Regions from separate parts of the Mus musculus genome. Here regions 2 and 3 are each linked to region 1. Evidence: chromatin loops called from intact Hi-C (ENCODE). Cell type or tissue: heart. All regions are shown on one strand.

Evidence for each region. Peaks named below come from ENCODE experiments on the same cell type or tissue, not always from the same donor. Only the 100,000 strongest peaks of a DNase experiment are listed, where the experiment ranks them.
Region 2: a loop joins it to region 1, with 8 times the contacts of the local background. A loop is called at or near these places in 7 of 42 quality-filtered maps.
Region 3: it touches region 1 in a loop (6-fold over the local background); 12 of 42 quality-filtered maps call a loop at or near these places.

What each region holds. Positions count from the first base shown.
Region 1 is chr11:95,823,431-95,831,430 of GRCm38, reverse strand. It overlaps Phospho1 (phosphatase, orphan 1), which reads right to left and starts at 6,931. Exons shown (of 3, transcript NM_153104.3): 1 at 6,722-6,931; 2 at 2,656-2,765; 3 at 1-880. The coding sequence starts at 2,700. The coding sequence ends at 122. Abi3 (ABI gene family, member 3) reads left to right here. Exons shown (of 8, transcript NM_025659.4): 8 at 1-1,359. It overlaps Gm38958 (predicted gene, 38958), which reads left to right and starts at 7,020. Exons shown (of 1, transcript NR_164195.1): 1 at 7,020-7,476. In heart, a CTCF peak has its summit at 3,756 (motif pointing left); DNase peaks (open chromatin) are centred at 490, 3,580, 6,350, 6,990 and 2 weaker places; H3K4me3 peaks cover 4,104 bases; H3K27ac peaks cover 2,677 bases; H3K27me3 peaks cover 4,008 bases.
Region 2 is chr11:95,977,212-95,985,211 of GRCm38, reverse strand. Igf2bp1 (insulin-like growth factor 2 mRNA binding protein 1) reads left to right here. Exons shown (of 15, transcript NM_009951.4): 3 at 5,543-5,591; 4 at 5,879-5,930. Among named protein-coding and RNA genes, the nearest start is that of Mir3063, 18 kb to the right of the region's middle. In heart, CTCF peaks have their summits at 3,995 (motif pointing right) and 6,478 (motif pointing right); no DNase peak of the experiment used is centred here; H3K4me3 peaks cover 2,005 bases; H3K27ac peaks cover 2,793 bases.
Region 3 is chr11:95,766,884-95,774,883 of GRCm38, reverse strand. No RefSeq gene overlaps it. Among named protein-coding and RNA genes, the nearest start is that of Gm38957, 6.0 kb to the left of the region's middle. In heart, a CTCF peak has its summit at 4,009; DNase peaks (open chromatin) are centred at 1,433 and 3,023; H3K27ac peaks cover 439 bases.

The sequences.
Region 1 (8,000 bases):
CGGAGGAGCATAGCAAAGCGAAAGGAAAGAGGAGGGTAGTAAAACTAGGTGATCCTAACCAATCCCCAGTCCCGTCCCTCCTCCGTCGGTTGTCCCGAGCACCCCTGGCAGGCGATGGTCTTCAACACATCTTCAGCACCTGTTGCAGATGTTGGCGCACATCGGCGGCTGTTTCCCAGGGCACCACGTGGGCGCGGAAGGAGCTGGGCTCAGCTTTCTGTGCCTCCTGGATGAGGCGGTGCATGGGGTAGCCGCGGCGCGGGAAGGCCACGTCCCCGCCCGCCAGCAGCCCCATGGGGCAAAAGTCATTTGCACCATCACCCACGTAGAAGAGGCGCTCGAAGTGCACGCCGTCGCGGGCCCGCTCACGCAGGTATTCGCTGAGCACCTTGTGCTTGCACATGTTGGCCGGGCAGCGCGAGCAGCTGTGCGTGTGGAAGGGCCGCAGCGTCAGCAGTCCCCGCGCGTCGGGCCCCGACGGGTTGCTGAGGATGCGGCGGAATAAACTGTGGTGGCCAGCGGCACGCAGGGCACTCTCCACACCGAAGGTGTTGGCATCCGAAATGAGAATAACCTCGAAGCAGGAGCCCTGTTTGGCTATGAACTGCAACAAATCGCCCATGCCTGGCGACAGGGGGATGGTCTCGTAGACAGCGCGCAGGTCCCGGGGCCGTACACCCTGCTCACCCAGGTACTTAAAGACTCGTTGCATGTACTCATTGTAGTAGCCCTCGCGATAGGTGGCACGCAGGCTCTCGGGCAGTTGCTGGCCTGGCGCGGCACGCACGATCGAGTCGTCGCTGTTCTCGTCCACGATGGTCTCATCGAAGTCGAAGGTGAGGAGGAAGCGAGGCGCGCCCGGCGCAGCCATCCTGCCGTCCTGGGAGCAGGGGGAAGAGGAGCAGGAGGAGGAGGCAAGCGAGAGGCGGCGCGGCGGGAGCCGGCCAGGGAGAAGCTGATTAGCGGGCCACAGCCAGGGTCGCTGGCACATCCAAGACCTGAGGAGGACCCAAGGCTGGTTAAGCAGGAGATGGAACCAATGTGCTGCCCACACCCCGCCGTCCCTTGCCTGTCTCTCAGTTAATCGTGCTGGGGTCGACGCAAGGGGGCCATACTAGTCTTGAAGCCAAAAGCTTCCTTGGCTTCGGTTTCTGCTGCTCTCATAGGATCCCTTAAGAGAGGGGATGACTCGTCAAGGATCACTCCTTGAGACTCCTCAACTGGGTTGGAGGTTTCTGGTGTCAGAGCAGAGTAGACAGCAGATTCATGTACCCAGGGGGAGCAGCCTCCTTTTCCCGTGATCCCCCTGGGATCAAGAATAAATGGAGGAGCCAGGCTCCTGGAAAAGCCATTGACATCACCAAGGCCGGGTGGGCAATGAGTCTCAGGTCTTTCCTGGGCCTGGATGCCAATAAGTGCCAGGCCTGGAAAGCCAAGTTCCTGAGCCTCCCTGGGCCTGGCCAGAGAGCTAGGTTTTAGCCCTTGAAATTACCAGGTAGGTATGCAAACCACACAAGACCCTGGGAGTCTCTTTGGGAGCTGCTGGGCCCTGTGCTAATGTGCTGCCCATGCTAATCACTTGCCAATTCCCTGGGAAGCACGTGCCAGCAGGTGGGGTTTCTGCCAGAGTCCGAAGCAAGCAGGCAACAGGAGAAGCAATGGGGCTTAAGGAGGTGGGAGCCCCCCTCACCAGGCCACGGCATACCTGGGAGACAGGTAGGGGAGGGGAGAGAGAGCGGCAGTGGCTAAAAAGGCAGAGGGAGGCAGGGGTGGGCAGCTATGTGAGGGGGTGTTAGGGAGAGGGTGTCTGGGATGAAGTCAGGCAGGGAGGATAGAGTAGGCTCCTGGAACATAGTGGGAGCTCTAGGTAGTCATGAGACTTTGGGTCAGTCATCTTTTGGGAAGTTGGCAAAGGGAAAACAGCTGGGGATGCAAAGGGAGTGAGTATTGGGGCACAATGAAAAGCAAGCATGCGGACACAGCAGGTAAGCCACCCAACTTAAGCATGTCCCTGTCACCTTTGTTTGCCAGCAGCTATAAGGAGGGAGACAGAGAGATCCTGTCCTAGAATATCCCTCCCTTGGCTTGCCTTTCTACCTTCCTGCATGCACTTCCCACCCAGTGCGGTAAAGACCAAAACAGAACCTGGTTTCCCACCACACATCCACACACCCCAACTTCTTTCTTTCTTTTTAAAGAAGGGGTTCCCTATAGCTCAGGCTGACCTCAGGCGTGCTTTGTAGATAAGCATGAACTCGAATTCCTGAGCCTCCTGGTTCACCTTCTTAGGGCTGGCATTAACAGAGTTCTACCAACCAAGTGACAGCATCCTAAGCCTCACCCACTCTTATTACTTCTGGGCCTGGCACACCTCATTTCAGAGTTGGTATTGGAGCTTGGCCACCTCTCTCCCTCAGAGAACTGTCTTCTCCACTTTATCCCTCCAGGAGTCACCCCTGGGGTTTTACCAGCCTGTGGAATCTCTGGCTTGGATCCCTGTTATATGAGACACCAGGATCCACAGAAGAGAAAATTTTCAGGGATCCATAGAGCTCCAGTGGAGAGGACAAATCTGAAGGGGGCTGAAGAGGGCTCCTCCTATCCCAGGGTGGAAAAGTAGGGGCTTAAGGCCTCATTCTGAAGGGCTCCACTTACCCTAGATAGGCATCGTAGTCCAACAGCTGGAAAACACCCGCTCATTGTCAGTATATTATCTTAACCACCACCTTTAGAAACTGTTGGTCTCCAGCTGTCATCCAGAGCTCCTGCGGGCGGGAGGGAATCCACAAAAAGTCCATACCTGTTTATTTGGAGTATGGTGGTGCAAGCCTTTAGTCCCAGCACTTGGGAGGCAGAGGCAAGTGGATCTCTGTGAGTCTGAGGCCAACCTGGTCTACTTAGTACATTCTAGGACAGCCAGGATACATAGAAAGATTCTGTCTCCAAAACAAAGTGCCTGCCCACTGGCTTCCCTTTCGCTACTGATCCCATCAGACTATTTCTTCCATCAAGCCCACGAGCAAAAGCAAACTCTTACATGTACACCGAGGCCACGCCCCTTGCTAACAGCACCCTTGGCTAGTTCCCTAGCTTACCGGAGGGTTTACAGAGGACACTGTTGGAGTTGTAGACAGATTAAGTAGGAGATTCACCCAAAGGTCACTCACTCAAAGTGGCTGAGATTTTTCAAAACCAGATCTCAGAGGCTGGTCTGGCGTGACCTTTTGCCCACACATGAGTCGTGGGGTGCATCACGGTTTACCAGTCACCTTTATTCCTGATCTCATGCATGGTTCATCACAGCCAGGAAGACAGAGAGCAGAGCAATCAACTCACTTCCCACAGGCTGCATTGCTTCAGCAGGGTGGTAGCTGGTTCATAAACACTTCACTACTGTCTAGAGGCTGAGAGCCCTGGGCCTGCAGGAGATATGAGACTCACCTCTGGCACTAATTTGTTCAGGGATCTCACCAACAGGGCAAGCTGAAATTTCCACGGGAGTTTCAGTGACTGGGTGGTGATCTTTTGGTTAGGACCTTCATTAGAGCATCTATACAGATACCATTTACAGCTTTTGGTGCCTCCCTACTCCCCTACCCCTCCACCCCTAGGCTATGAGACCAGAGGCCAGCCCCTTAGAATTGGAAAGATACAGCTTGGAATTGGAAAGATACTAGAGCAAAGATTAAAAAAAAAAAAAAGAAAAGAAAAAAAAACTAGGTGGCTGCTGCCCTCTAGTGGTAGCAATGGGTGGCACCGTAAACTCTTGACTCTCAAGGTGACACACTCCCTGACTATCCCAAGGCAGCAGAAGCCACTGCCTCCAGAGTAGACTAGGGAAGGATCAAGAGGACACAGCTTCTGGAACCCTCTTTATAGAGCTGACCACCCTCGCTTTCTCAGAGCAAAGCTTTTCAGTAGAGACAGGAAGTAGCTCTCAGTGTTCTCTATCCCCTCAAAGAACCTATAGCTAGTAACTGGAAAGAGGTTAAAGCTCACTAGCAAAAACTAGCAGTGCTCTGGGAGACAACATTATTGAGATAGTGAGAGAGAAAGGGGCAGGGATGGTAGACGAGGGAACCGCATGCAAGGGACATTGGGGAAACTGTCACCATTGGAATCCCGGCTGATATAACCTTTGTCCCAAGACAAGAGTTAGAGGTGATAGGTCAGAGGGTGCCACACCCATTGTAAAAGCAATCACAAAGAGAGGAACTAAGTGTCAGGCAGGGAGGGAAGCAAGGGTCAGATACAAAGATACAAACCAAACGGGTCACCAGCAGCCACACAGAACAACCTTCTCTTCTCTTCCTGCTTCACTCCCCTCGTCCCACAGTCAGGACCAACCCCAGGGCTTTGCAGATACTATACAGCATGCCCTTAACCCATTATCTTTGTATTTAATTTTGAGACAGGGTCGACCAACCTGGACAGCCTCCTGAGTTCAGAGATTCCAGGCATGTAATAAAAATACTCTTGATAAGATTAATTTTCATCTCTTGGAGGGGGTTAACTACTTGCCTGTCTTCCTTTGAAAGAATTATACCAGTCCCAATGCTGACAGCTGACAGGCTCTCACTACCTAACCTTGGCTGGCTTGCAATTCTCTCTGTAGACTAGGCTGGCTTTGAACTTAGATCCTCCTGCCTTTGCCTCCTAAACACTGGGATTAAAGTCCAGCGCCTCCACTCTGGTAATCTTGTCTTTTTCTCTGCAGAGCAGAAGGCCAGGTATTCCGGGTTTCTTCCCAAAAATTGACACAGCCTCACAGACACTTGGTCCTTGCCCCATTCACCCCTAGTTATTTTCTGGCTTCATAGCATAGACCAGTTGGCAGCTGGTGATGCAGGAGATAGGGGCAGAGAATCTGAGTTTGAGGCCACCCTGAACTACATGAAAATTCCTGTTTCAAAACAACTGCCATTAAAAAAAAAAGTCACTCACTTCTGACAGGTGATAAGCGATAAGTCCTGGGCAGTGCAGGGCATTGCCTTTAATCACAGCAGAGGCAGAGGCAGAGGCAGAGGCAGAGGCAGAGGCAGAGGCAGAGAGGCAGAGAGGCAGAGAGGCAGAGAGGCAGAGAGGCAGAGGCAGAGGCAGAGGCAGAGAGGCAGAGGCAGAGAGGCAGAGGCAGAGAGGCAGAGGCAGAAGCAGAGAGGCAGAGGCAGAGGCAGAGGCAGAGGCAGAGGCAGAAGCAGAGAGGCAGAGGCAGAGGCAGAGGCAGAGGCAGAGGCAGAGGCAGAGGCAGAGGCAGAGGCAGAGGCAGAGGCAGAGGCAGAGGCAGAGAGGCAGAGGCAGAAGCAGAGAGGCAGAGGCAGAGAGGCAGAGAGGCAGAGAGGCAGAGAGGCAGAGAGGCAGAGAGGCAGAGGCAGAGGCAGAGGCAGAGGCAGAGGCAGAGGCAGAGGCAGAGGCAGAGGCAGAGAGGCAGAGGCAGAGGCAGGTGAAACTAAGTTAGAGGTCAGCTTGGTCTACAGAGTGAGTTCCAGGACAGCCGGTACTACACAGAGAAACCCTGTCTAGAAAAACAAAGCAACAAAAAATTCTGTGTGACCACCAGAGTCCCCGTGGAGAACAGGACAGGACCTTTGAGTTTCTCCCACATGCTAGAGCAGCCAGGAGGCAAACTTTTGGGGGCTGAGGGAAGTCCTTTTCTAGTCTCATCTAAGATCAATGTTTGCAGCCCTGATTCCCTATCACAGCCCCTGCCTGCTCCTTTGATACAAATACTTTTAGGTTAGATCTGTGGGAAGTCGGGGTAGGGGTGTGTGTGTGTGTGTGTGTGTGTGTGCACTAACTTAAGTCTAAGCTTGAAATTCTCCTAATGGGGGAGAGGGTAGAGCCCATAGGAAAGTTTGGGGAGTTTTCCACAAGAAACATGCAGACTGAGAGTGGGGGTGAGCACTTAAAAACTGTCAAGCCCTCTCTGCTTCAAGAATAAGTATGCCCATCACTAGAAATTAGATCTGACAATTAAGCTAGGATTCCTGCCCCCAACACTCGCAACTTCACAAACTCCTTTCTTGTTCATTAACCCGTAATGGGCAAGGGAGGGGGTGCAGAGAGGTCCAGCTTACATCACACAGCATCAGAAATAGGATTAAAACTCAGGGATCTCTACTGCCTCTTGAAGAAATTACCTGAACTCCGGAGGCTCTGTATGTTCCCTGTCCTAGCTAGTCTGCGCCCCGGTGCCAGTGAGGAATCTGGGACTAGGCGTCACCTCTGGGGTCCCCTGCCTGGGGTGGACAAGCAGAGGTGATTCTTACTGGGTAGGGGCAGGGAGATGGCAGCTGCCGGTGGGGTAGCAGGAGAGATATTTTTAGAGGTGACTGGAAAGCAGGCACTCTGGCACACCCCCAGCTGGCGGGCGCTTCGCTCTAATGCGGGCGGGGGGTGCGTAGCTCGGGGAGAAGGAAGGACTTGTGGGTGGCGGGGAGCTATGACAGTCCCCGGAGATGAAGGGACACTGGGTACCATTAACCTGGGAAAGGAGGGGGTTCAGTTCTCTGCCCCTGGGACTACCCCACCACCAAGCACATGAAACACACTCAAACTACACACAGCCCCCACCCCAACATTTAGATCGCGGTCCTCCCGGAGCCCAAGACTCATGCGGGGCAGCAGCGGTCACGCTGTCTGTCCCAGCTGAGTTTGGAGTGGAAGTAGTGGGAAGGGGGCTACTTAAGGGATTTAGGGACAGGATGGAGCAAGGGGTGCTTACGGGATTTGGGGGGTACGCGGTCTTATCCACCCCCGGATTTCTGAGCTCCGGCTCACGAATCCCTCCAGCCCCGAGGGACTGTGGATGATGTGCTTCTGCTCCGTCCCTTCCACCTGCCCCCCATCCTCGGGGCCGCCGCCGCGTCCCCTTTAAATGCCGGGGAGCCAGAGCCCGAGCCGCGGCGGGCGCTGCGGCAGCCGCAGCACCCGGGCCCACCGCAGTCCCCGCACGTCACAAGCGCCCAGCCAATCACCGTGGCGCCGGCGCACATCAAAGGGGCGGGCTGCCCGGGAGCCACGCCTCCGGGCTGTCCCGGAGGCCGCGCGAGCGGCCGTGAGACTGGGCGGGCGGGACGGGTGGAGCGTGGCGCGTCCCGTCCGAGGAGCGTGGGTGCGGGGCACCCTCTGCGTGCGCGTGGGCACGTGCGTGAGTCAGTGTCACACTGCCCGCCTCCTGCTGGGCTCGGCGCCAGGACTCTGCAGGCAGCCCTTCCACCGCCCGGCTTCCCTCCTTGTCGCGGGACAGCCGGGTGACCGGCCCGCCAAGCAGCCCTCCCTCCATGTGCTCCGAGCTCGCCCTCTGCCCTTCCGGGAGGAGTCGCGGCATCCTGCCGAGTCCTCGGAACCCTGTCCCCAAATTACCGGGTACTCGGGCTTGCCGATGGAAAAGCTCTCCCAATCCAGCACCGCCTAAACTCGGAGTTGGAGAACCGACACTTGAGCACTGTGGTGCAAATAAAACCCGCTTTCTCCCAAGTTCCCGCTCTTCCTCTCTGGCGAGCTTTCCCTTCCTTCCCACCCCTCAGAACACTAGATTACGATTAAAAGAGAGGAGGTGAAACCTGCACTTTCTGAACCGGTGCGACGAACCCAGGAGAAAAGACTTGTCCAAGAGTTCGAACACAAGGACACCTCACTTCAGTCACAGAACAGGATCTGTGGGTGAGGAGGTGCACCCTGGCCTGGGTCTACCTTCAACTCTCCTATCATCCTCTAGCTTTGAATACCAGAGCTCCGTGCTTCCACCAGCAGAAGGCAGATTGGCAGAAAAGTTGCCGATACGATGGACCACCCGCCCAAATCTTTGAGGGCGACGTCTCCATTGCCCCTGCTCCCTCTCTAACACGCCAGCGCCCCTTCACCTCTTTCCTGAAGTCCAAGGGCTACCGGTGTTTATTCTACCTAGCTCTACCTAGCGGTGCTCAGGCCCTGGGCCTTTTATCTTGAGTCGGGGTGGGAGGGTGGGTCTCTTATAATTTGTTGCTACCTATTCTAGGCCC
Region 2 (8,000 bases), 150 kb before region 1:
TCAGATCTCATTACAGATGGTTGTGAGCCATCATGTGGTTGCTGGGAATTGAACTCAGGACCTTTGGAAGAGCAGTGAGTGCTCTTAACCACTGAGCCATCTCCACAGCCCGGGAACTTAGCCATCAACACTTCGCTCTGGGTGTGGAGGTGAAGGGAGCACTTTTTCAGAGAATAAGAACTTTGTGAGAGTTGGCTTGGTTCAGGAGTTAAGACCACTGACTGCTCATCAAGAAGACTCAGGTTCCATTCCCAGCATCTGCATCGCAAGGCTGCTTAGAGCCACCCACCCTTAACTCTGGTTCCAGGGTATCTGAGACCCCAGAGCCTCACCACCTCATCATACGTGTTCAGCACTTACATGTGTGCAGGCTTATACACGTAAAATGAACAATCTTTTAAAAAAGAGAACTCTGAAAATCTTATATCCATTTTTTGGGGGGTGGGTGGGTGTTGGTTTTTCCAGACAGGGTTTCTCTGTGTAGCCCTGGCTGTCCTGGAACTCACTTTGTAGACCAGGCTGGCCTTGAACTCAGAAATCTGCCTACCTCTGCCTCCCAAGTGCTGGGATTAAAGGCGTGTGCCACCCATTGCCCGGCTAAATCTTAAATCCTTAAAAGAACAGGTAGAGTATCAGGATGATTGTTCTGAGTTGGAGGCTAGTCTGGGCTACAGAGTATAACTCACAGGAAAAAAAAATGGGGGTCGGACTGCACTGGGAGTATAGCTAGAATCCCAAAGCCCTGACCTCGATACCTAGGACCCTGTAGAACCGAACATTGTAGCTCATCTTTGCCTGTAATTCCAGTGTATAGAAGTTCATTTCAAAACCAAAACAGAAGATAATATTATCTTAATTGGTGTTTCTAGTATGCTAGAAAAATGGCCTTTCAACAAAATGTAAAACTATACATCTGGAAAACTAGATCTGCTTCAGGCTGGGTATAGTGAGTCGTGCTTTTAATCCCAGCACCACCCAGCACACCCAGGCCGAGGCAAGCCTGGTCTACATAGGGCAGCTAGGGCTATGCAGAAAAAACAGGTCTCAAAAAGCAAACGAAACCCAAAACAAAAAAGTAGATGGAGTTTTGGTTCTACTCCTGGCTTTGGCGTTCAGTGATTATGAAATGCAGACAGGATACTCATGGCGTATTTTAATCTCGGCCCTGGGCTGTCAAACAAAGCCGCCGGTAGCACATTTCTATAAAATGAACACAGTTCTATAAAATGGACCCGGGAGAGATACTCCTAATCCCAAGCACCCCCATGTGTGTATACGATGTGATGGGTGTATGGCGGTGTGATGGGTGTATGGCGGTGTGATGGGTGTATGGCGTTGTTCTTTTGTCTCTCTGCCTCTTTAAATCTCTCCTGGCATATTTCCCCTGCTTGGCCTCCCTGTCCTCACATCCCCAGGTGTCCTCACATCCCCAGGTGAATTTCCTGGTTAGCAGGAGTCTGTTGAGCTGCCCTCCAGGCTGGATCTCTGAGGGTCAGAGCGAGCAGAGAACAGGGGAAAGCTGTTTGCACTTAGGAACCATTTTGGCTGTTCTAACCATTGCCTTTAATGGCCACTGCTGGCGGCGCTATAGCTGCTAGAGGGTCAGGGCAGCTGGTTCTCTCTCCTTGCTGGAGCTGGGCTTGGCCCTCCCGGCACTAAGAGTGCTTAGGTGTGGTGCCCTTTTACCTATAGGACATAACCACTACTCAGCCTGGCCTTGGTAGACCCGGGTTTATTGGAGCAGGGTCAATGTAGCAGAGATGGAGGAGTGGAAGACTTTCTTTCTCTGTCATTGTGAACACATTTATTTAGATTCAGCAATGACTGTCACCGCCCCTTCCACTCTACCTCCAGGTCTCCTTTAGAATACTGTCAGGGGCTTGCTGGACTTAGCTCCCACCAGGAGAAACCCCTGGGAAGTGTGAGTTGTGCTCCCACTCATCAGGAGCTCTAAGCCAGCTCAACCTTCCTCACGCTGGGACCTTTAATACAGGTCCTAAGGTTGTGCTGACCTCCAACCACAACATTATTTTTGTTGCTACTTCGTAGCTAGTTTTGCTACAGTTATGAACCGTAATGTTCTGTCCTGATATCAGCTCCTAGGCGACCCCTGTGAAAGGGTAGGTAAGTAAGTAGGGTCTGTGGATCCCCAAAGAGTTGTAAGCCACAGATTTAGAGCCACTGTAAGCCCTCAGCACACCAGCCTAACGCAGCCAACTCTGGGCCTCTCATAGGTGGGATGAGTAAGTTATCCAAAGGGGTTGTAATGTAAGCAAGGGAATTTAGGTTACAGGTCCCAGCAGTGCCCTGTGCGGTTTGGGCCTGAAAGGAATTAGGTAGCACCAGGCTCAGTGGAAAGCCAGGCTTAGAAGACAAAGGTCCTCTTCCAGGCTATCCCCTTGGGTTTTAATCAGGGCTGGGGGCTTTGCTGAGAAGGAAGTCTGGGAGGAGCCTAGAGTGGGTTCCCAGGATGGGGTGTGTATGCCCTAGAGGGTGAGGGAGGGCTGCTGGGATGTCTTTCTTTCATTGGTTGGGTAGACCTGCCCTCCTCCCCCTCCCGCTCCTGGAACATTCCAGACATTCCAGCCAATCTGCCTGCCATTGCTTTCTGGATATGGATTAACAAACATCCTTGCAGAGATTAGATTTCACTGCTACCACCCTGCTCCTGCCATACTGAATAGAAGGCCCCAAATCAGAGTTTGGACAGGCAAGTCTTGGCCTTTGACCTGGGATTGCACTAATGGGTTCTTTCAAACTAGGCTCCTGTTCTGGGGTTGCTGTATGCCTTGTTTCTTCCTAGGCAGGCTGCCTTCATCTCCCCTCTATCCAGAAGGACTTCCTGGGGGGAGGTGTCCGGGGCTGGGCACTGTTCATTTTCTCCCAGATTCTTCACCCATCTGAACATACTCGGTGTATCTATTTGGTTAGCAAAGGTGTTTTGTGAGAAACCCTTACCAGGGAGATCCAAAGCTGCCTTTTGGCCAGTCCTTGGATCTGGTACCTGGTGGAATGGGGTCTAAGGACTCAGCAATGGGCTTGTTGGCTTCCCGTGTGTGTCTGACACAGAGCACGCCTCACGCCGCTGGACCGGGTGTTGACTTTGTGGTTCTCCTGCCAGTACTGTGGGTGCTGGGATTACAGAGGGTCGACAGGCTTATCTATCCGTGCAGTCCTGGGACTTGAGCGCAGGACTTTGTGTCTGCTAGACAAATGCTGTACTCGTGGAGTTATGTCTGTCTGTCTTCCCCTCCTCTTCTATCACTGCAACGCCACCTTCCGACTGGCCTACTGTTCTATAGACTGGCCTGTGCGTGCATCAGTCCTGCTTTAGCCTGGAATCATGGCTCAAGCCTCCAGACTCAGCTGACTGTTTCCAATCCTCACTGTATCTACTCTAACTTTGTTAGGTCAAGTTCACAAACCACCAAGGTTTTCCTTCAAACAGATCCACCTTTCCTTTAGCTTTTTATTATTTCTTTTTCAAGATAGGATTTCTCTGTATAACCTTTGCTATCCTGGGACTCATTGTGTAAACCAGGCTGGCCTCGAACTCAGAGATCTGCCTGCCCCTGCCTCTTGAGTGCTGAGTTTGAGGAGGAAGAGGTTGGGTTTGGGTCAGGGGTGACATAGCTAAAGGAGCCGGGGACACCACTGCTCCACTCTTTTAGCTATGTCATTCCCAGATTTTCCCTGCTGTAGCTTGTCAACAAGGAGTTGTCGCTCTCAGAATTTCAGACTCAGTGGATCACAGAGACCCTTCTATTTTACACTAGACCCTGCTTTGGTAGGGACTGCCTAGGACAACTAAGGCCAACACACCCACTGTTAGGGCCTTGCATTCCTTTTTGCTTGCCCCACCCCACAGCTTGATGCCAGCTCTTCTGGTAGCCCACTGAGCATACGTGACTCAGCATTCTCTCACCTTGGGTACACTACACCGGTATTTTGCCTTCCTGTATGCCTGTGTGCCTTGTGCATGCAGTGCCTGTAGGGGCCAGAAGAGGGCATCTGATCCCCCTCATTATAGAAGGTTGTAACTCATCCTGGGCCTGGTGGCAATTAAATCCTGCTCCTCTAGAAGAGCTCCCAGTACTCTAAACCGCTGAGCCATCTCTCCAACGCCCTGGATCTCCGCCCTGGATCTCGTCTTTGAACTAAAGGTTTGTACGGGATCAAAGACACACAGAGATCTAAATGACAATTGACTAACCCATCAAGTCAATCTAAATGTCTTAAGCTCAGAGATTAAGGTATTGATTTGGGTGGTGAGCAGACTCTCTGGGTCACTCTGGACCTTAGCCTTGAACCTGCATTCCTCAAGGGAAATCAGTTTTTTCAGAGCCATTTGAAAGCTGGGATGGAGTAAGTATAGTATAGTCACCTGGGAGAAAAAAGGTGGTCCTGATGCTGCGCTGTGTGTTGATCACTCTGGAGAACTTTAGCCATTCATAGATGCATCTATTGTTACACTTTAAGAATTCACCCCAAGTCTTTCCTAAGCGCTTTACAAACACTATCTAATGCCACCTCCCACTTGTGAATGGGGTTTATCCTTGTTGTACAAAGCGGGGGGAGACCAGGTCTCAAAGAACTTAAGTAATCTTCTAATGTGCTAATAAGTGGTTTAGATCCCTAGTTGTGCCAAGGGCTTAACCACTGTACTATTATTATCTTATGCAATTGTTCGCATATATTGTTTCCCTTAATACGATGTGAGCGCCTGGGTCAGGCATTCCGCCACTTTTGTTCATTGCTGTGCCCCAGTCCTGCGAGCAAAGTACAGCTTGAAGTAGGTGCTAGTTAAAGAGGTGTTGGATTAATTAATAGTTACCGTCTTACTTGACTTTGGATTTGCTTTATTTTAAGTACGTATGTGTGGGTATGTAACCAGTGGGTCAGGTGCTGGAGATGAGCTGGGGTTCAAGCAGTTGTGAGCTGCCTCTCACATGGGCTCTAGGAGCGGGACTCCTGTCCTATAAGAGCCCCAAGCACCCTTTCTCTAGCTTCTTGGCTTTGTTTTGATGGAGAGAGAAGTATGGGACCGCTGTAGCAAGCATCAAAACAGTATGTTCGATCTTCTGCTGCCGTTACGCTGAGAACATCTGGTTCCGAGTTCCTCTCTGACGTCCTATTAGTGCTCGGGCTTATAGGGTGAAGCCTTGTTTGCTCGAAAGTCTGCATCCTTACTGGGTTGCTAGTCTGTGTTTCTTTGTTTTTTCCTGAGATGAGGTCTCACTGTTTATTCCGGCTGTCCTGTAATTAACTATGGAGATCAGGTTGGCCTGGAACTCAGAGATCTGCTTGTCTCTGCCTCTTAAGAGCTTGGATTAAAGGCAACTGCTCCCAGTTTAGGTTACTATTTTTAGGGCTGGGGATCTAGCTTGTGCCAGACCATGAATTCAGTCCCTAGCACTGGGGAGGAAGCCACCATCCTATGGTTTTGGTGAACTAACAAGCTGGGACAAGGATTAGAAACTGCCAGGTCATGGGCCCAAAGCATCTGGAATTGTCTAAATCATGTTTTGCCCTTTCTTTTCAGGAGTCGGAAAATACAGATCCGCAATATTCCACCTCAGCTCCGATGGGAAGTAAGTGTTTGGAGAAGTTAATGTACAGGTTTGGTGGAGACTGGTCATGGGACTCTGTCCGACTAAGTTGGTAGAAATAACCAGTCTCCCCTGGGTGTGAGATTAGTAGGGTCTGGGGCCAGAGCCAGTGCATCCCTGCAAACACTGATGATGGCATCAGCATGTAGGGCCCTAAGGGGTGGAGCTTCAGGCCGTCAAAATGTCTAGTTCCTGCTGGTGCCCAGAGCTTTGGGGTAAGGGGTGTTCAGGCCCCAGGATACTCAGACACCTTTTTTCTACCCCTCCAGGTGCTAGATAGCCTGCTGGCTCAGTACGGTACAGTGGAGAACTGTGAGCAAGGTAAGACGGACAAGGAGTTAAGTGGCTTCAGCACCAAGCGATCCTGTGATCAGATCCATTGGGAAGACACACTCCTGCGCATATGCTGGACTCTGGCTCCAGCATTCGTCCTACCGTGTAGAACCATGAAACTGGGCTACTGTGTGATGGGCAGTCTGGACACATTTTTCCTTCTCCTTGTCTTCAATGAGACAGGCTCTCACAGGGTAACCTTGGCTGGCCTGGAACTTGCAATGTAGAGCTTGTAATGTAGATCAGGCTGGCCTCGAACTTAGATTTGACAGCCTCTGCCTCCTGAGTACTAGGATTAAAGCCGTGGACCACCACATCGGGCCTTATTACTCCTTCTCAATAAGGAGTCTCAGTTCCAAGCTTGCAGGAATCACATTTCAGTAATTTGAGAACAGAAATTTGTAGGGGCTGGGTGTTTGAGCTTTTGAGAGGCAGGAACATTTCTGTGTGTTTGAGGCCAGCCGTATGTACTGTTATAGCAGTATATAGAGAGACCTTGTCTTTTTTAAATATTTAATTTTATTTATTTAATAAATGAGTGCTCTCTGCATGTACATCTGCATGCCAGAAGAGGGCATCAGATCCCATTGTAGATGGTTTTGAGCCACCATGTGGTTGTTGGGAATTGAACTCAGGACTTCTGGAAGACCAGGCAGTGCTCTTAACAGCTGAGCCATCTCTCTAGCCTGAGAGATCTTGTCTTTTACAAGGGAAAAACAAAAAACCTCCTTTCTGGGCGTGTTGGTGTTCTCCTTTAATCTCAGCACTTGGGATGAAGAGGCGGGGAATCTCTTCCAGTGTGGGCTGATCTACAGAGTGAGTTCCAGAAGAGCCAGGGCTACACAGAGAAACCTTTTCTTGAAAGAACAAATTAAAAGCAACAACAACAACAAAAATTAATAAAATAAAAGGGATGGGGGTGGGAGAGGGCTGAAGAGATGATGGTTCAGTTACTAAGAGCACTGGTTGTTCTCCCAGAGACCCAGCACCCAGAGGAGGCTCACAGCCATCTGTAATTTCAGTTCCAGAGGATCTGATGCCCTCTTCTGACCTTCAAGGGACTATACAGACAAAACATCTATACACATGAAATCAAAATGAAGGACAAGTTTGAAAAAAGTTTATTCCTTAATAGTTTGGGCAGGCAAAACCTTTTTGAATATTGGGCCCACAGAAGGAGGCATAGGGATCCTGAGTTGTAAAAAGAACAAACTCAGCTGCGGTTTTGATTTTGCTTGTGGTGTCAGGTTTGTTCCAGAGGAAATGAGCTTGGAGTGATTTGGTTGCACACCCCAAGATGAGGTTGTTTTAGATGTTTTTTAAACCATCATGTAGGGACATTACATGTTCCTGGGTATCATGGCCTGCTTAAATTGAGGCAGGCCCGCCAGTCTCCTCAATCACTTCTTAGTGAAAACATTTAACATCTTGTCACCCTCCAAAGTTTGTAGGACAGTGTGGTCTGCTGCTGTCATATCACATAGAAAGGAGTGCTCCTGATGTACTCTTCTGTCTGTCTGTCTGACTGTCACTTGGCCCGGCAGTCAGCTCTCCCAAGCCTCCCTCCTTCCCTGTCGCTCCCTTGGCCATGGGAATTTGTATTCTCCCTTCAGTCAGACTCCTCCCCCTCCCAGTCTTAATTCTCTTTCCCCTACTTTCCTTTTTTTCTGTTGTTTCCTCTCCTTTGCCCTCCTTTCTCACCCTCCACTCCTCCTTCCAGGCTTCATTCTTCCTGGCGGCTTTTATGGTCCTGAGAGTTTCTTACCTTTCAGAACCTGCTTTTTTAATTTAACTGAGTAATCTCTACTTCCCTTTAGTTGTCACAGGATTTCAAATTTTTACGACTAAATAGTATTCCTGTGTGTGCGCTGTGGGTTGGGAAAGGCGCACGACTAGTGCCTTTTTTCCATGTGAACTACACCGCAGCCCACTTGGGAAACTCTTCAAGAAGCAGTAGTTGCTTTGTCTGAGGTCTAAGTGTTCTTTAAACAAAAAAAGATATTTATTATTATATCTAAGTACACTGTAGCTGTCTTCAGACACACCAGAAGAGGACAT
Region 3 (8,000 bases), 57 kb after region 1:
AAGGGAGGTGGATAACATTTCTGAGGATGACACTCTGAGGCTATCATCTGGCCTACTGATACTCATACACACACAACACACACACCATACACACACACCCCACCTGAACAAGAACACACACATACATAACACACACTAAACAGAAACACACACCACACACCACACCCCCCCACACGAACAAGCACACACACACACATAAATAATACACACTACACACAAACATACCACATACACACACACATACACACACACAAAGCATACATACACATATATCAATAGGCAATTAAGTCATAGGACTTGGGAGGCTGAGGTTGGAGATTTGTAAGTTCAAGGCCAGCCTGTGTTATATCATGAGCTCCAGGTCAGCCAGAAGTACACAGTGAAACTCTCTCAAATAAATGAATGAATAAACGCACAGTAGATAGGGCTATCGTTCTTGATTTTTTTTTTCACTTATATAAGTAAATGTTTGCATGTGTGTTAGACAGAAAATACCAGTAACATATTTCTTACTAGCATTGTATTCAAAGTTTGAGCCGGCCGTGGTGGCGCACGCCTTTAATCCCAGCACTCGGGAGGCAGAGGCAGGCAGATTTCTGAGTTCGAGGCCAGCCTGGTCTACAAAGTGAGTTCCAGGATAGCCAGGGCTACACAGAGGAACCCTGTCTCAAAAACCCTCCCAAAAACAAAAACAAAGTCTGAAAGCCACTGGTGGAATGTATGCTGGTGGTGTACTACTAAGGGAAATGTGTGGCCGGGCCTGGTGGCACACACCTGTAAACCTAGCACTTGGGAGCTGGAAGCAGGAAGAATGGGAGCTCAGTGTCACCCTCAAATGCATAGCGCGTAGTACATAGCCAGGACTACTAAATCCATCCGCAAGACAAGAACAGCTAGGCGTGGCCACACCCGTTAATGTCAGCACTGAGGACGAAGAGGCAGCCTGGTCTTCACACAGCTTCAGGCCAATCATGGCAACTGTGAGCCTTTGTCTCAAAATCAAAACCAACCAAACAAACAGAAAACAAAGAAAAGAAACTGTGCTGATCTCGGCACCCACATCAGGCAGCTCAGAACCGTCAGGAGCTTCAGCCTCCGGGGCATCTGACACCCTCTTTCTGGCCTTCTAGGGAACACCTGCATGCATAACATGCCACACACACACACACAAACACACACACACACACCATACACATATACCACACCACACATACACTCACACATCACACTCTAAGGCAATTCTGTGATCTGTTCAGTTCTGCTCTGTTCTACGAGGTTTCAAACAGAGGGAAATGTGAACAATACGGTTTCCTTCCTAGACACTAAACTCCCTAATTGGAATCCCGTAAAAGGAACAAACAGGGTAGATGTGAATTGGAAAGGCTTGTGACAGAGCTGGCTTATCTTCCAGTTGGCACAGCCCTATCTCAGAGGGCAAGCTTCAGGTTACAGGGACCCACATCACCTGACACCAAATTACATAATTTTAAATGTATATACCCCTTCCTATGCCCCCTCACCCAGTGCAAAAATGGGCCCCAGGACCTTTGCCATGCTGGGTGGACACCCAACACCATCCTCAGATCCTCCTGTTTTGTACTGAAATCTGGGTCTCACTGAGTTTTCCAGGCTGGTTTGAATGTCAGATCCTGTTGCTTCGGCCTCTCACGTGGCTGAATTATATACAGGCCATGGCTCCAGGCTTAGCTGACAGAGATCAGCAAGTCAGCTTTCCTCCACTGGAGAGCATGTTTTGTGAGAGTGAGGGCTCCCAGTATTGCCCACCTCTCACTCTCTAGGCACTCACCAGACACACTGATATGACTGGCTGGGGGACTGAACCCCACGGGGGTGAGGAGAAAAGCTGCCTCCCACTGACTATACTGGATAAGCTGTTTGCACTTGGGGTTAACTCTTCTAGCTGGGTCACACCCAATCCTGATCCTTCCCCCAAACACCCCTCTTGGAAAGTCTGCGCTCACTGCTCAGTTGGCCAGAGCAGTGTTGCTGCCTGCAGCTCAGGGGCACCAAGGCAGCAGCACTATAGAGATGAGATCGGGGCAGACTTGGAAGTACATCGTACAGGCTCACACGGACCTGGTGGTGCAGCCTGTGACCCAGGCTTGTCAGGAAGCTTGAGACAGGAGGACAGCATGTTAAAGGCCTCCCTGAGTTCCTGAGTGAGTTTAGGACTAGCCCGGGCGACTCAGTAAGGGCCTATCTCAAAACACAAATTAAGAGGAGGACACAGGATGTAGCTCAGTGGTACAGTTTACCTACTGTGTACAAGCTTGAGACTCAGTCACTATAACTAACTGGACAGGCAGGTGGGGGACAGGAAGAATGTTATTCTTAAGGGACCAGGCTGGATTTGGGGCTTAGGGTAGGCACACTACCAACAGCATTGGAGATACGAACCAATAATACAGACGTGGGTCACATGATTACATAAAATGAACAATCATTGACCAAGGGGCCCTCAAAATGTCATCTGAGCTTGGAGAAGAAATGAAGAGAAGACACGTGGGAATATGGCTACTTTTCTTTTTTTACTTTGAACATTAGCATGAAGTTGGTTACCGTACACATCCAAAGGCCCAGCATGTTGGGGGGAAAAAATCATTAAATGGCACACCTTGTACCAGAGTCTCAATAAGAATAAAATATACAATGCTACATTGAGTGGTTAAAAATACACAAAAAAGTAGTTTTAACAATCTATAAATTTTTATACTTAAAATCATGATTGAGTTGAAATTAAAAAAAAGTGCATTTCCATTGCTAAAAAAATAATATTGGTAGAGTTAACACAGGGAAGCATATCATCACGCCGGGGGTCTGACAGGATGCTAGGGAAAAGATGGCTAAGGGAAGCCAGGCATCTGGACCAGTTCAGAGCCCACCTGGCTCCACCCACCATGCGGCCAGCTCCCTGGGCCAAGCCCTCCTCTCCCTCCTTCCCATCCTAGTAAGACTCTGTCCTGCCCACCACTCACCCCCACCCACAACTGAAGGCCCAATGACCTTCTTTACAGCACCCCTCACCGTCCCAGCTTGACCTTCAACGCCCTCTACAGAGGTAAGGATTCCAGATTAGACGTAGTCTTAAACCTTCTTGACCTTGCAGGCAGGACTGGAACCAAGCAGTTCCTGCCTTCTTACACTCCTCCGGACGAACATTCAACAGCAAGCTTTGTAAACCTAAGGCTAAGGATTCCTGGCAAGAACACTGGACTTCCTTTAAGAAATGAGAAAGTGCAAGTGACCTCAGGACTGTGGGGACACCCGGACACCTGCTATCTACCCTGGTCACTGCTTCCCTTCCACTTCTGCCTGGGCTGGAATTACAAGGACCCCCCGACTGGCACTGCACAGACTCTTGCTGGGGGAAAGGACCAGGAGAAAATCAGCAGGAGGCCCTTCCACAGGAAAATGCTTCCTGACCCTGCAAGGTAAACAGCCTCAGGCCTGTGCTTTCCTGAGTGGATAGCCAACTGTTCCTCTGGAGACACTGCAAAGGACGCATTCAATATTCCCCGAGAGCTGAAGAGGGCCAGGAGCCCAAAGACAAGGAACCTGTGCAGAGAGAGGGCCAGGCCTGCTCTGGGAGACCTTCCTACCCACCTGGAGCAGAAAAAGTGAGAGAGCGTGTGCTTACACATGAGAGGTCCCCACTGCTGTCACAGATGTGATAGGGCAGACTGGGCTGCAATGGGAGGGTGGAAACAGGGAGGAGGGTCACCTTTAGTTCTGCGTTTAGTAAACAATGGAGCCTTTATGATAAGGGCTAGCTTTCGGTTTCATGGAACCAATATTAACAAAGGCTTGCTGGTTATGATGCCTGACGAGCCACATGGACCTCAGACACAGGACCCCATCTCTGCTCACATCACCAGGCCTGAGTAACTGCTCAACTTAGTGATCGTGAAAATGTTTTAGTCAAATCCAATCAGTGAGCCAAGAGGTAGCCCAGAAGAGACTTAAAAGCTAAGAAGAAAGTACTTTATCGCCCCGTATGGCCAAAACAAGTACTGCAGAGGAAACAAAAACCCAAAACAACCCTCACCCCTACTCCCAACCCCTCATATTCTGGAAGATAATTCACCTGGTTTTTTGAGGCCACATATCTAGCAATACAATTTGAGAAGTAAACACAGACATTACACTACACCATTTATTTCTTTCCAACTTAACTCAAGTGAGTGATCATGTGTATTTTCCAATGCAGCCAGAGTCACAGAGCCTACTCGGGGTGTGATGGAGACCCTGTTTCTGGCTCCCTGGCTCCCTACATGGTAAGGCAGATGGAGAGGCTGTGCTCGTTCACGGGAGCCAGAGACACAGAAACAAGCCACTGCTCTCTTTTCAGACCCATACAGGCAGGCTCTTGACTCGACTGAAACCATCCGATTTCCTTTTGACATTAAACAAAGCCCCAGCTTCCCTCCCTTTTTGAGCATCTCCATCACCTATAAAATCATTTTCGAGTAATCTGCCATATCCCCAATCTCACCAGAGAAGCTCAAATAGGATGAAGGTAAGCTGGGGTTAGTGATGGGGAAACCTCTGAGGGGCAACAACTCTCTTTGATACTTGACCAAAAGTATCCTAATCCAGACACAATAACGCAGCCATCCTTCTCGAAGGGTATGGGTCTTCCCAGTGACAGGTGACTATGGCTCTTCGCTATCCAAACGCCCGGGACACTGGAGAAAAAGGAACCGATTCAAAGCACCCAGTTCCCAAGACTGACCGCAGCGGCAAACATGGAGGGTCCTTTAGACACTTGGGAATGATTTCTGCACCACAGACTCTACCTCTTCCAGTGTGCATGCCGCTCTCAATCCAAACAGCCAGTGGGGCATTCCAATGTCTTGACTTCTGTATTTTCAACCCAATTCTCACAATTTGGTATTGTCCCACCCACTGGCATCCTGTCTGTTCACAGACAAAAAAAAGGATGAAAAATTTATCAACAGCCGCCTTTCAAGTCTCCCACGGTGTGCGACCATCAATCAGTCTTGGGTGCCTGGGTACTAATAACTGGAAGGAAAGATGCAAGAGACTGTAAGTCAGAAAGCAAAGCTTTTGACTCAGGTCAGGATACTCTAATTAGTGTTCATTTGCCTAAAAAAAAAAAAAAAAAAAAATCCTGTTTCCTCACCGAAAGAGCTCATCTGTTTTTGCTTTAGGAGGGAACTATCAACCCATTACACAGCACAAACTTTAATTTGGGACACGAGAGACCAGCCAGTTGCTAAAGTAATCTTTACAGTGAAGTGCACATACTACACACAGAGCACACATCAGCTTCCTTTTTCCTCCGTCTTTCATACATTAGACATCAATCACACTTTGTAAATGACGTAATGGGGCTTACAAGGGGGACAGGTGGCTGATGAGAGAGAGGGGCTGATCAAAAATCAAGAAAGGAATTTGTTAACCCCAGAGAGCACTTTTCTCCTCCTATGACTAGGCTAGCCACTGGAAGAACCAAGTGTTACGCGATGCTATGTGCGCCCCAGCGGCAGCTCGCGCTCCTTTAGTTTGAAGGGTAGGTACTCAGGAAGACTTCATCAGATGAGAAAAAGATGACCCAGAGATGCACTGGGTGACCTTTGATTTTTAAGGGAACCGTCGGTCTGTGGTGAAAGACTAGAAGGTGAAGGACAAATGGCTCTAGTCCAGAAGTGGTGTGGGTGGGGGAATAAGATACAAAGAAGCTACAAAGGTGACCCTGCCGTGAATGACAGGGCAACAATACACAACTGTGTTCACAATTCCTAGCCAGGTGTTAGAGTTTGTAGTTAAGCCCTTGGGAAGAGGGTGAATTCCGATGCTCAGGAGAACGACTCAATCAGAGGTAGGATTCAGACCGGGACAGAGGCTCCAGGACATGGGCTTTTTTGAAGGCACTCGAGAGCAGAGTGATGAGAGTAAAGCTGCGTAGACAGTAGGAGATCAGACGGCCAGGTACTCAGGTCTCTGTGCTACAGTAACAGAAACAACTCCAGGGACGCTGTCCCGACACATCAACCAGAAGCCCTGAGTTAACAGGGTGGAGAGAGACCCACTTTATAACAACACAGCCTCTACTAAGGGAACAAAAAGGAAGAGTTTGTTTTCAGAATATGTAGGTCTGCACAGTAGTTTTGAATTAAACGTAATGTTTTTGAATGATATGGCATCTGGTTCTTTAAACAAATTTACTGAAGCTGGAGAGCTACAAAGTTGCTCTTTGAAGCAACTTGAGGAAAATTCTCAGAGGAATCTGACTTTCCTTGGAGTCTTGGAAAAGCTGTCCCCTAAGAGGGAAAGGTCTGATTATAAGTCTATAAACAGGCCTAGCGGGTACAAAAGTATTCAGCTGTGAAGGTGAACGGACACACTGGCGACTTTTATGGCTTCCACAGAGAGTGCAGTGGGGACCTCTGGGCTGCTTTAGCGAGGTAGTTCCGGGTTGGAAGGTCAGCATTGCTTCCCAAGACTGTAGGTTAGCTAGTGAGCTGTTATTGCATAACAATGCCACTGTTTCTAATGGCTTATGACCCTTTATTCCTGAAAAAGAAAAAAAAAAAATGGAGAGAGCGAGAACTCCTGGGAATTTTCTACCTTGGTTTTAAGTAGAGAAAAACCTTAAACCTGGTGACTCTTTGCTCAGGGTTAGAAGTTTAAGAATCCCAGCTGATTTTTTTTTAGTTGATAAAATGGTTAGCTCTAACATACTCTCTCTTCTCATGGCATGCTACACATGCGGAACAGCATCAAAATCTCTAGCATGTGGACCATCAAAGTAACAAAAGTGGTATTTTTCATACAGTAGCTTAAACAAAGGGGGCGCCTTTGACTTAAACAGAGGGGTTCTTTTAATGGAAGTTTTAGTTTTTCTCTCTTTAAATACAAAAAGCTCACCTACTCTAGTGTGTTTTCCTAACCAAACCTCCAAGAGGGACTAGATCCATATAGATGTGTGCATTCATGAGTATGTGCACATGTGTACACACACACACACACACACACACACACACGCCTCCGCAGTGGAGTTCTTTCTCTGCTTCATAGTCTCAAAATTTAAATCTTCTAGGGAAATAAAAATGAAACTAAACACACATCCACATCCACTCAACAATCATAAAACTGAAAAAGATTTTCAAGAAGTTAAAAATTCCAAACTTCAAAGATTTTTGCCTCTGGTTAGACGGGGTGAGGTTGTGGGGTGGGCTGTATGGGGTGGGGGCTAGCTCAGAAGGATACTGTCAACAGATGAGGTTCTCAGACTGGACAACTCTGGAAAGGCCCGTGGTGAGGCCTAAGGCTGAGGGTTACTAAGACAGTACCTGGCAATGATTTACAAAGGTTTCTTTAAACTTTATTAAAGTTTTATGTGGAGACTTCTCCATTTGCTAAAAATAAGAATCAAGTCAAAATAATATACAAATAAAATAAAATGAAGCCACGTGCCTTTAAATCTTCTTTTCCTTCAGTTTTAAAACCTAACCCAGTCTGAGCCTGACTCAGTTTGAGAGCAGCAGCCTAATGAATTAGCCTAATGAATTAGGCTAAAAAAGTTTGTATCCAAATGATAAATCCATGAGAAGAAAGCAAGTGATGCATGACTCAACCCAAAACAACGTAATACCAACACAGAAACATCGCTGTGGAAGCCAGGCGGGGGGAGCAGGTACAACGAGCCCAGCATTTGGGAAGCTGAGGTGAGGGAGTCATGGGTTTGAGGTAACCATGACCGTATCCACTGGGGAGTTCAGCTTAGCGTAGGTATTTAGTGAGAGACCCTTTCTCAAAAAAAGCAAAACAAGAACCCCAACAACAACAAAACTCTTGGGGGAGGGGCCGGTTGTGGTTCCCTCCTGTAGACCCAGCACTCAGGCTGTGAATTCAAGGCTAGCCTGGTCTACTTGTAACTAAGTAATCCTTGCCACAACAAAGCCTTTGAAGATAGAATGGTGTAAAGAGAAAGCCTTGACTTAAAATCTGTTATT